Regions from separate parts of the Homo sapiens genome. Here region 1 is linked to region 2. The links are chromatin contacts, found by Hi-C in ENCODE. All regions are on one chromosome and are shown on one strand. Each heading gives the region's core, a stretch centred on a gene start or an enhancer-like site at or near the end of the contact. The rest is flanking DNA. Distances are from core to core; before and after follow the strand shown. Region 1 holds the start of ZNF443 (zinc finger protein 443). Region 2 holds the start of JUNB (JunB proto-oncogene, AP-1 transcription factor subunit).

What was found. A loop is a pair of places that touch in the nucleus more often than their neighbours do. Pooled maps may share reads with other maps.
Region 1: a map with no recorded cell type shows a loop between it and region 2 (7-fold over the local background). The contact joins the promoter of ZNF443 here to the promoter of JUNB in region 2. A Hi-C loop is called at or near these places in 2 of 37 single-sample maps with no recorded cell type and 6 of 50 pooled maps.

Annotation. Positions count from the first base shown.
Region 1 is chr19:12,437,268-12,443,373 of GRCh38, forward strand. It overlaps ZNF443 (zinc finger protein 443), which reads right to left and starts at 3,754. Exons shown (of 4, transcript NM_005815.5): 1 at 3,645-3,754. The coding sequence starts at 3,647. RefSeq lists a silencer at 3,433-3,522 and an enhancer at 3,933-4,202.
Region 2 is chr19:12,787,133-12,793,030 of GRCh38, forward strand. JUNB (JunB proto-oncogene, AP-1 transcription factor subunit) reads left to right here and starts at 4,354. Exons shown (of 1, transcript NM_002229.3): 1 at 4,354-5,898. The coding sequence starts at 4,640. The coding sequence ends at 5,683. It overlaps MIR5684 (microRNA 5684), which reads left to right; the gene lies at 1-60. It also overlaps a transcript of HOOK2 not described here. RefSeq lists enhancers at 1,443-2,012, 2,917-3,416, 3,717-4,328, silencers at 2,463-3,232, 4,093-4,672, 5,043-5,152 and cis regulatory regions at 2,699-3,219, 4,059-4,613.

The sequences.
Region 1 (6,106 bases), core at 2,504-5,003, 350 kb before region 2:
TGTGGTGGCCTGCACCTGTAGTCCCAGCTACTCAGGAAAGCAAGTAGGGAGGATCTCCTGAGCCCAGGAGTTGGAGGTTATAGTTAACTATGATTGCTCCACTGCACTCTAGCCTAGGTGATAGAGCAAGAACCTGTCTCAAAAAAAAAAAAGAAACAAAGAAACAAAGAAACAAGTAGACTTACTATACTATTAGAAGAAAACACAATCATATAGACACCTCAGTTAAAATAAAAGGAGACAGAAAAAGAAAGGAAGTTGAAAAAAACCGACAAGTATAACAAATATAAAACAATTATATATGTACACATGAATCCAAGTATATCAATAACCACTTTAAATGTGTATTATATGAATATACCAATAAAAGAAGACAAGGACTGACAGAGTAGAATAAAAAAAACAAGACCTACCAATGTGTGCAAGAAAACTATTTTTTTTATTCTCTCAAGAAAACTATTTTAAGTAGAAAGACACAGGTACATTAAATATAAAGGTATGAAAAAATATACTCCATTCTAGCCCTAATCAAAAGCCATATGGGGATGGGCATGATGCTCATGCCTGTAATCCCAGCACTTTAGGAGGCCAAAGCTGGTGGATTGCCCGAGGTCAGGAGTTCAAGACCAGCCTGGCCAATATGGTGAAACCCCGTCTCTATTAAAAATACAAAAAAAAAAAAAATTAGCCAGGCATGGTAGCACGCACCCGTAGTCCCAGCTACTCAGGAGGCTGAGGCAAGAGAATCGCTTGAACGCAGGAGGCGGAGGTTGCAGTGAGCTGAGATCGTGCCACTGCACTCCAGCCTGGACAACAGAGATGCTGTCTCAAAAAAAAAAAAAAAAAATTGGTCTTAGCTGGAGGTGGGGGCATTGGCCTCAGGCCTCTCTGCCATAGTCAAAGCTACTCTCTTACCCTTCTATGCTTTACATGGATATTTAAAAACAAAATACTCATGTTTGATGAATCCAGGAAAATCACTCAAATTCAGTGTCTATGTCTACGGGTGGGAAGGAAATTGTAAGGCACTGACATTTTATAGCTCAACAGGAAAAGCCCAAATACCTATCCCTTCCAGACAATGAATGTCATTTAATTACTATTTCCATGATAGTAAGTGATATAGTAAAAAATAATTATATTTTACTTCTTTAGCTGTTGGAAAGTCCTGTCCCACAGAATTTAGCATTCATCTGTCAGATATAACAGGAACAGAACAGATTTCTCCATTGTCCCAAAATCTCCACCCTTTTAAAAAGGAGAAGAACTGAACTTTTGTTAAATCTTTTTAATTCAATGTACCTATTACACTTTCTTGTAAAAATGTATTCCTTTTTTGCAGCCATAATGGAAGAGGGTTTTTCCCTTGGTAGTAGTTATACTACTAAGTCCTGAAATTCCATCTGAAATCATCCGAAAAACAAACACACCTGAGAAACGTACTACACAAGCTCTGGGGCAAAAAAAATAAATAAAGGCTTTTAAAAAATGGAATAGAAGATTACATATACCATTTATATTCTGAAGTCCAACTCTTTCTAGTATTACTTATAAAATTTATTTTCTGAAGTCCGACTCTTTCCAACTTTGGGTATACTTTGTCTTCAAAGTATAAAATAACAATCTCTAATCATAGGATGTATTTCACGGTTAATCAAAAATTTAGGCTGAAAAGAGTAAACATATCTTTTCAAGCTAACAAACTCAGGAATCAGCAGTGCTGACTGGAACACAGAAAAGTCTAATGCAACAATCAGTGCAGGTCATCCTATCACCTGGGACATCCCTTAACCCTATTCTGTTCGCCACCCTCCTAGGAGACACTCACCACCCTCCTAGGAGACACTGCCTTGTGTGCTTTTCAGGATCTTGCACTACCTCAAAGGGCAGGTTCTCCAGTCCTTAGATATAACTTTCTACCTTTTAAGTCTGAGAGAGTCCAGAAGGCAAAAATCATTTCCGTTTTTTTTCCTATGGAATATGACCATGAAATTGGCTGTTCAGTCATGTGTCTCCAAGGAATGGAAACTAGGGTTGGGAAGAAAAGGTGAGTGTCCCAGGAGTTAGCTTTTTACAGGAATTATATACCAGAAGATTCCTCCCATCCCAGTGGATCCAGTTGCTCCCCAGGGGGCCACACCTTCCATCTCAGGCTGTCCCCTGGGAGGAGTGACCCAGGGGATGATATTCACTAGACCCTCCAAGAGACTTGGCAGCTGTGGACATCCATTTTTTTTGAGACAGGGTCGGCCTCTGTTGCCTAGGCTGGGATGCAGAGGCACGATCATAGCTCACTGCAACTTCAAACTCCTGGGCTCCAGCCATCATCCCACCTCAGCCTCAGGAGTAGCTGCGACTACAGGTGCCAGCTACCAAGCCCAGCTAATTTTATTATTATCATTTACACTAGAGACAAAGTCTTGCCATGTTGCCCAGGCTGGTCTGGAACTACTGGGATCAAGCAATACCTCTGCCTTAGCCTCCCAAGGTGCTGGAATTACAGGAATGACCCACCGTGTTCAGGAACCCAAAACAATTCTTTCAAGAAAAAGCCATACATTGCTAGCTGAAAACAAGATGACAAACTAGTGAAATATCGCCTGGGGCCAAACAGTTCATACTGTTGCTGTGAATTAAGGACAGAAGGTTAGCCTGGGGAAGTCTCTGGAAACCAAGAGATTTGCTGCCAGCCCTAGGAAGAGTCAGGATGAGAGAACACAGTGGTGGATTTGAGACCCTGCTGCCCACGTCTTTGGAAGACTCAGAGGGGAAACGGTCGCCCTTGGAAAGGAAGAAAGGACTGAGGACCACGGAAACCACAGCTCCTCCCACACACAAACCCCACACACGAGTCTGGATTCCACCTGGTGACTCGTCGTCACCGTGCAGCCTCCTCACCGGGTTCACAGGAACTGCGAGCCAGGCTGGAGGCGAGATTGCAGTTAGATATTAAACAGGTGCCCTCAGCCCCGCTGCCTCAAGGGGCCGCCTCCCTGAGAGTCAGGTCACAGCAGACGCTGACCGCCGGCTTCCCCATTGTGCCTGGGGATAAGATCTCCGAGTGCTGCTCAAGAGTCGCCGGAGTTCTCAGATCCTGAATCCCAGCAGAAAGGCTGGCGCCAACCAGGTTGAAGACCCCACGAGGGAGCCCTCTCAGCAGAATGCGGTTTCTTCACCTCCTGTCCCAGGATTCACCCCTCACTTCCCCACCAACCAAGGACGCTACACCCAGCCGCCCCCGTCCAGACCCCAAATCCCTCAGGGAGGCGGATCTGGGGTGTCCTCCCCTCTCCTCCTGTTAAACCGTTTCTGCTGCAGCCCTCGGCGTCTCGGTGCAGTGAGTCGGGCCGCGAACCTGTGTTGGTTACAGCCGCACAATCTGGGGAGACCCGGGGCTGCGGGCTCGGAGCTGCCCAGAGAGGGCGCCGGGGCCGCAGTCGCCGCGCAGGAACGGGACAGGACGCCCGGGGTCCCGGCTGCATGCCCAGCCCCACCCTGCGGCCGAGGGCCGACCTACGCCAGGGGGACCCGGGTCCGTAGATCCCGAAGTCGCCCTTGGGGAGGCCCGGGTCCAGCCACAGCCGATTACGGCCGGTTCCACCTAACCCCTCCCCCGCCTCGGGACGCCGGCCCAGCACACGCACCATTTCCCGACTTCCGCGGTGTCCCAGGTCCTACCGACAGCTCCCGCTGCCAATGCGTGTTCCAGCCAGACAAAGGCTGCCTCAGAACTTCCAGGTCGTCTCTCAGCTACAGAACCCAGAGCCGAGCGCAGGTGGGTGGAGCAGACGCCGCGGGCTTTTTCAACCACACACACTTCTCTGGGCAGTGCCTGATTGACAGTTCCCACGAACCCGCCCCACGCCCCTGATTGGATAGGGCGTCAGGTCCCGCCCCCTGAGGGCTGATTGACAGAAGAAGCGATCTTGCACAGCTGAGTGGAGCCGGATGAGCAAGTTCCTGACACAGCCCTTGGCAGGGGGGGCTTCCTCCCTGCTCTTTGATCTGAATCCTCCCGGGTTATATTTGCACTTAAGCGGAATTTCCTGCCCGTACTCAATAGGACCTCCTGCTTCTTCCTCCTGGACACGGACTGACAAACTAATTATATCTTTTTTTTTTTTTTTCCTCGAGAGGGAGTCTTGCTCTGTCGCCCAGGCTAGAGTGCAATGGTGCGAGGCTCACTGCAACCTTCGCCTCCTGGGTGGGTTCAAGCAATTCTCCTGCCTCAGCCTCCCGAGTAGCTAGGATTACAGGCACGCGCCACCACCCGGCTAATTTTTGTATTTTTCAGTAGAGGCTGGGTTTCACCATGTTGGCCAGGCTGGTCTCAAACTCGTGACCTCGTGATCCGCCTACCTTGGCCTCCCAAAGTTCTGGGATTAGAGGCGTGAGCAACTGCGCCTGGCTCCAATTATGCTCTTTTTCAATGAAATTTTTCAAGATTTTTCAATGTACAATTAAATTATTTTTTACTATAGTCACTCTGTTGTGCTAGCAAATACTAGGTCTTATTCATTCTTTGTAACTATTTTTTATACCTATTAACCATCCCCACTTCCCCCATAACTACTCCTCGCTACTACTTTTCGCAGCCTCTGGTAACCATCCTTCTACACATTTTTGGTTGTTTGAGATGGGGTCTTGCTCTGTTACCTAGGCTGGAGTGCAGTGGGGCCATCATGGCTCACTGCAACCTCTACCTCCTAAGCTCAAGCAATCCTCCCACCTCAGCCTCTCAAGTAGCTTCAGATTGTTCACTGTTGGCATATAAAAATGTTATTGATTTTTGTGTGTTGATATTGTATACTGCAACTTTACTGAATTTATTTCTCAGTTCTAATACTTTTTTGGTGGAGTCTTTAGGTATTTCCAGATATAAGATCATATTATATGCAAACAAGGATAATTTGACTTCTTCCTTCCCAATATGGATGCCCTTTATTTCTTTTTTTTTCTTTTTTTTTTTTTTGTCTTATTGCTCTAGCTGGGACTTCAAGTACTGTGTTGAACAACAGTGGTAAAAGTGGGCATTCTTATTGTGTTCCAGATCTTACAGGAAGGGCTTTCAGTTTTTCCCCATTCATTATCATGCTAGCTGTGGGTCTGCCATATATAGCTTTTATTATGTTAAGGTATGCTCCTTCTTTACCCACTTTTTTTTAGGGTTTTTATCATGAAGGGATGTTAAATATTATCAAAAGCTTTTTCAGTGCACATTGAAATGATTATATGGTGTTTGCCCTTTATTCTGTTGAAATGATACATCACATTGATTGATTTGCATATATTGAACCATCCTTGCATCCCAGGGATAAAGCCCACTTGGTCATGATGAATGATCTTTTTGGTGTATTGTTAAATTCAGTTTGCTAGTATTGAGTTGAGGATTTTTGCATCAATATTCATCAGTGACACTGGCCTATAGTTTTCTTTTTCTGACATGTCTTTGTCTGGTTTTGGTGTCAAAGTAATATTGGCTTTGTAAAATAAATTTGGAAGTATTGCCTTCTCCTCTGTTTTTTGGAATAGTTTGAGTAAGATTGGTATTAGTTCTTTTTTAAATGTTGGTAGAATTCAGCAGTGGAGCCACTGGGTTCTGGGGTTTTCTTTGCTAGGAGACTTTTTATTATGGCTTTGATCTCATTATTTGTTATTGGTCTGTTCAGGTTTTTTATTTCTTCATGGTTCAATGTTGCTATGTTCTATCTGCCTAGGAATTTATCAGTTTCTTCTAGGTTTTCCAGTTTATTGGCATATAGTTGTTCTTAGTTGCATTAATGATCCTTTGAATTTCTGCAGTATCAACTGTAATGTCTCCTTTTTCACCTCTAATTGTATTTATTTGGGCCTGGTTTTTTCTTAGTCTACCTCAAGGTTTGTCAATTTTGTTTGTCTTTTCAAAAAACCAACTTTTTGTTTCATTGTTCTTTTCTATTGTTTCTTCATTTCAAATTCATTTATTTCTACTGATTTTTATTATTTCTTTTCTTCTACTGATTTTGGGTTTGGTTTGCTCTTGCTTTTCTAATTCTTTAAGATGCATTCTTAGGTTGTTTATTTGAAGGTTTTCTTCTTCTTCTTTTTTTTTTTTTGAGATGAGTTT
Region 2 (5,898 bases), core at 3,104-5,603:
ACTCTAGCCTGAGCAACAGAGTGAGATGGTCTTGTTTTGTTGCCCAGGCTGGAGTCCAGTGTCAAGATCATGGCTCATGTGATCCTCCTGCCTCAGCCTTCGGAGTAGCTGGAACTACAGGCACACCCTCCTGACCTCAGCTAATTTTTAAATTTTTTTGTAGAGATGGGGGTCTTGCTGTGTTCCCCAGGCTGGTCTCAAAAATTTCTGGGCTAGGGCTGGGCGAGGTAGATCATGCCTGTAATCCCAGCACTTTGGGAGGCTGAGGCGGGCAGATAACTTCAGGTCAGGAGTTCGAGACCGGCTTGGCCAACATGGTGAAACCCCATCTCTACTAAAAATACAAAAAATTAGCCTGGCGTGGTGGCATGCGCCTGTAATCCCAACTATTCGGGAGGCTGAGGCAGAAGAATAGCTTGAACCTGGGAGGTGGAGGTTGTAGTGAGCTGATATTGTGCCACTGCACTCCACCCTGGGCGACAGAGTGATATTTTGTCTCAAAAAAACAAAACAAAACAAACAATAAAAAAAAACTCCTGGGCTCAAGTGATCCTCCCCCTCGGCCTCCCAAAGTGCTGAGATTATAGACGTGAGCCACTGTGTTTGGCCAAAGTGAGGTTCTCTTTAAAAAAACAAAAAAAGGGCCGGGCATGGTGGCCCACGCCTGTAATCTCAGTACTTTGGGAGACTCAGGCGGGCTGATCACAAGGTCAGGAGTTCGAGACCAGCCTGACCAATATGGTGAAACCCCGTCTGTACTAAAAATACAAAAATTAGCTGGGCATGGTGGCATGCGCCTGTAATCCCAGCTACTCAGGAGGCTGAGGCAGGAGAATCGCTTGAACCCAGGAGGCGGAGGTTGCAGTGAGCCAACATCATGCCATTGCACTCCAGCCTGGGCGACAGAGCAAGACTCCATCTCAAAAAACAAACAAACAAACAAACAAACAAAACACCAAAAAAAGAGGCCCTTCATGAGACGGCCTGCAGCTGGTACTGCATACATGCTTCTCTGGTTGTCATTATTCACAACACAGTGGCTAATGCTCTGAAGCCAGACAGCTTGGATTATATCTCAACTCTAGTGCTTCTAGCTGTTGGACACCAGACAAGTTCCTTAATCTCCTGTGGCTCAGTTTCTCATCTGTTACATGGGGATACAAATAACATGCATTTTGCTGGATTGTTGGAAGCAGTCGATGACTTATTTTATGTTAACCACTTAGAAGAGTGCCTAGCCCACAGTAAGAGCCATGTAAGTGTTGGCTATTAAAATAATAATTATTATTTCTCAGCCTATCTATCTTAAGTGTTTCTGAGTCTCACTGTCTGCGTGACACTAACCTTGAACCCATTTGTCTCTCTGGGCATCTCTCCCTGCCCTGCGCCCCTGCCCCCATACACCCACTGTTCCTTGCCCTCCTCCTGGGATGGACTCTGTCTGGGATGGCCTCACCTCTCTCTAGGACTCCCTCTGGCATGGCCAGCCTCAGCCCTGGCCAGGGCTGAATTACTGTGGCCTCCTGGCTTTTGGGACCTGCAAGTTAGCTTCCCAAGGTGCTGCCCTCTGGCCTGCCCTGCCCTGCCCAACCCCCCAACGCTGCCCGCTGCGCCCCCGCGGGGCCCAGCCAGATGTCAGCTGCAGTTATTAGCCTGGGCGGGAGACACAGGCCTGGCAGTGTGCCTGCCAGACTCACAGGCCTCCGGAATCTCCCTTGAGCCTGGGGAGGGGGAGGGGAGCCATTCAAGCAAGGGGAAGAAGGGAGGGGGCATTTAGGGGTCACAGGGACCCTCCAAGGACGGGACGCCCCCAGCTTCTGCTGGGACCTTCCTCCAGCAAGGCCACTGCACTGCTGGACTTCCCCCTGCCCCCACATAGCTCAGTTTCTTTTTCGCCTCTTTCGTTTTCCTTCTCTTTCCCACACTTGGTGAGATCTAGGCTGCCCCGGAATGGCTGTTTAACCCCTATCCCTTAGCCTCTTTCTACCCTAAAGAAGAGAGAGGCTCTCTTCATCCTCCAGAAGACAGAGGCCTGGGAAGCTGAGAGAGAGAGAGAGAGACAAAGAGAGAGAGAGAGAGACAGAGACAGAGACAGAGACACTAGGCTTCTCACCTCTTGGTCTAGTGGGTTCACACACTAACTGCTCGGAAGTCCCACCTTAAGTCTAACTGGAAGCCTGACCGTCTGCACCTCGCCGCAGCCCTTCCCGGGAAGGGGCTCTGGGTTCCCTCATATTCTCCCCTTAGATTTTCAGGTCTTCTCTGACTCGGGGAGGGAAGCTCTCAGATGACAGAGCTACTCTAGGGAAGGAGGGGGGCTCCCTCTAGGTATTCTGGATGATAGTAGGATGGGACCTGCAGACTAAAACGAGAGTGGGGCCCCTGACTCACATGAGTGAGTGGGGGGTGTTGGGGACGGAGCTCCAGATCTCCTGGCAGAAGGGAAGGGCACCCCACCCGAGGGAGGAGGCAGCCGCCGTTCCAGCCCGCCCAGGCGCCGGGGGCGCCTCGAGGCATCGGCCCGCCCTCTCCGCGCCCCGTCGGGCCGGGGGCGAAGTCCGACCCAGGCCCGCGGGCAGGCGGGGACCTGCCGGGCTGGGTTGGGCCAGGCCGGGCCTGGCAGGACGCAGCCCCAAAGCGGCGGGGTGGGGCGGGGCCGGGCCAGGCGGCCGTGGGGGCCCCGGGGGCGGCGGTCGGGGCTGGTCGGGACTAGCAGTCTGGGGGCCCAGGCGCGCCCTGGGACCTGGCAGATAGTCGGGTTCCCCGCTTCTGGCTCGGGGCCCCAGGACAGCGCTGGTCCCACCTCTTCCTGTGCCCTAATATGGGCGGCGGGGAGAGACTTCGGGGGCCGGCCCGCGCTCAGTCCTGCCCGCGGACTCCCGCCTGTTGCCATGGCGACCAGGCCCCGCTCCTCGGCTGCGTCCCCCGCCGTCGGGCCAATGGAACACTCCCCAAGCCGCCTGCCTCCGCGGTCCCCTGCAGGCACCGCGGGCGGAACCATTGCTTGAGGGGAGAGGATGGTGGCTGGAGGCTGCCGCGGCTGGGCGGGCTCCAAGCACCCGGGCCTCCGCGGGGGCTCGCACGCCCAGGTTCCTCTTCCGAGGCGCAGGATGCGGCGGGACCCAGGGCGGGGCGCACGGTCCCGTAGGATCCGAGTGACGGAGACAGGGCCGGGCTCCTTCCCCCGGGGCTGTTGCCACACTTCCTGCCTCTGCGCTCTTTCCCCAGCCTGTTTCTAAGGAAGGGAGTGGGGTTGGGCGACCGCGCCCCAGCCGTCGGGCTGGGTCCAGGCTCTAGGAGCCGACACGGTGTTGGGCAAAGCCCAGGGTCAATAGGGGAGGGTTTTAGGATGGGGGACAGAGAATACAGATGACTAAGAGGTTACCATCGAGGGGGAGCAGCAGTCGTGGAAGATCCAGCAGTCCTGGTGCGCGGGACCCTCAAGGCCCCCTCCTCACATGTCAACTGAGTACCCTCTTATTGTCTTCTCTGCTCCGAAGATGTGTCCGGCCCCTTCTAACTCTCTCCTTCATCCGGGCTAGCAGATGACCCCAGTGGTCCCCAATTTCTGGCAGACATGTCTCCATCTTCTACCTGGCATATTTTACCTGCCTCAGTGTACCCCAGGCCGCTTACTAGCTTTCTGCATATCTAGACTTCCCCTAATGCCTCCTTCCCGCTTACGGGAGAGCCTCAGACTCTGGACTCAGCTCCCATGAGCTCCTGGACCCCTACTCATTTCTTGCAATTTAATGGGTCATGCAGCTCCACCCACTCACCCCTTTTGATCTCTCCCCTCCTCCGTCCTGTGAAAATTCCAGTCCCGCATCCTTCTGAGCCCGGGACCCCCAGTCAATTCCTGGGTCAGGTGTCTCCTTAACCCTCCCGATTTACAGTGCTTAACCCTCATTTCTGCTTTTTGGGGTCTCCCAATGGATTGTCAGTCCTCCTACCCCTCTCGTATTCTGGGTACCTCAGGGGTTTCTTCGCACATACTGGGACCCTCACCCCACTTGCTGCGTACCAGGTCCTGGTATTTGTCCCAGTGGACTCCAGGGAAATCATCCTCCTCCCTGAAACCCCTCACTCATGTGCCTGGGCCCCCCAGCACCTCCTTCCATGCGTACCCCGAGGTCCTTTGAGCCCCTCCCCCTGCAGCCCCGCCGAGCCACCCGGCCCGTGGCCGCTGTTTACAAGGACACGCGCTTCCTGACAGTGACGCGAGCCGCCTCCTCCCCTTCCCCACGCTCGAGGAGGGGGGCGCGGGGGCCCGGCTCCGGCGACGGCCAATCGGAGCGCACTTCCGTGGCTGACTAGCGCGGTATAAAGGCGTGTGGCTCAGGCTGAGCGGCTGGGACCTTGAGAGCGGCCAGGCCAGCCTCGGAGCCAGCAGGGAGCTGGGAGCTGGGGGAAACGACGCCAGGAAAGCTATCGCGCCAGAGAGGGCGACGGGGGCTCGGGAAGCCTGACAGGGCTTTTGCGCACAGCTGCCGGCTGGCTGCTACCCGCCCGCGCCAGCCCCCGAGAACGCGCGACCAGGCACCCAGTCCGGTCACCGCAGCGGAGAGCTCGCCGCTCGCTGCAGCGAGGCCCGGAGCGGCCCCGCAGGGACCCTCCCCAGACCGCCTGGGCCGCCCGGATGTGCACTAAAATGGAACAGCCCTTCTACCACGACGACTCATACACAGCTACGGGATACGGCCGGGCCCCTGGTGGCCTCTCTCTACACGACTACAAACTCCTGAAACCGAGCCTGGCGGTCAACCTGGCCGACCCCTACCGGAGTCTCAAAGCGCCTGGGGCTCGCGGACCCGGCCCAGAGGGCGGCGGTGGCGGCAGCTACTTTTCTGGTCAGGGCTCGGACACCGGCGCGTCTCTCAAGCTCGCCTCTTCGGAGCTGGAACGCCTGATTGTCCCCAACAGCAACGGCGTGATCACGACGACGCCTACACCCCCGGGACAGTACTTTTACCCCCGCGGGGGTGGCAGCGGTGGAGGTGCAGGGGGCGCAGGGGGCGGCGTCACCGAGGAGCAGGAGGGCTTCGCCGACGGCTTTGTCAAAGCCCTGGACGATCTGCACAAGATGAACCACGTGACACCCCCCAACGTGTCCCTGGGCGCTACCGGGGGGCCCCCGGCTGGGCCCGGGGGCGTCTACGCCGGCCCGGAGCCACCTCCCGTTTACACCAACCTCAGCAGCTACTCCCCAGCCTCTGCGTCCTCGGGAGGCGCCGGGGCTGCCGTCGGGACCGGGAGCTCGTACCCGACGACCACCATCAGCTACCTCCCACACGCGCCGCCCTTCGCCGGTGGCCACCCGGCGCAGCTGGGCTTGGGCCGCGGCGCCTCCACCTTCAAGGAGGAACCGCAGACCGTGCCGGAGGCGCGCAGCCGGGACGCCACGCCGCCGGTGTCCCCCATCAACATGGAAGACCAAGAGCGCATCAAAGTGGAGCGCAAGCGGCTGCGGAACCGGCTGGCGGCCACCAAGTGCCGGAAGCGGAAGCTGGAGCGCATCGCGCGCCTGGAGGACAAGGTGAAGACGCTCAAGGCCGAGAACGCGGGGCTGTCGAGTACCGCCGGCCTCCTCCGGGAGCAGGTGGCCCAGCTCAAACAGAAGGTCATGACCCACGTCAGCAACGGCTGTCAGCTGCTGCTTGGGGTCAAGGGACACGCCTTCTGAACGTCCCCTGCCCCTTTACGGACACCCCCTCGCTTGGACGGCTGGGCACACGCCTCCCACTGGGGTCCAGGGAGCAGGCGGTGGGCACCCACCCTGGGACCTAGGGGCGCCGCAAACCACACTGGACTCCGGCCCTCCTACCCTGCGCCCAGTCCTTCCACCTCGACGTTTACAAGCCCCCCCTTCCACTTTTTTTTGTATGTTTTTTTTCTGCT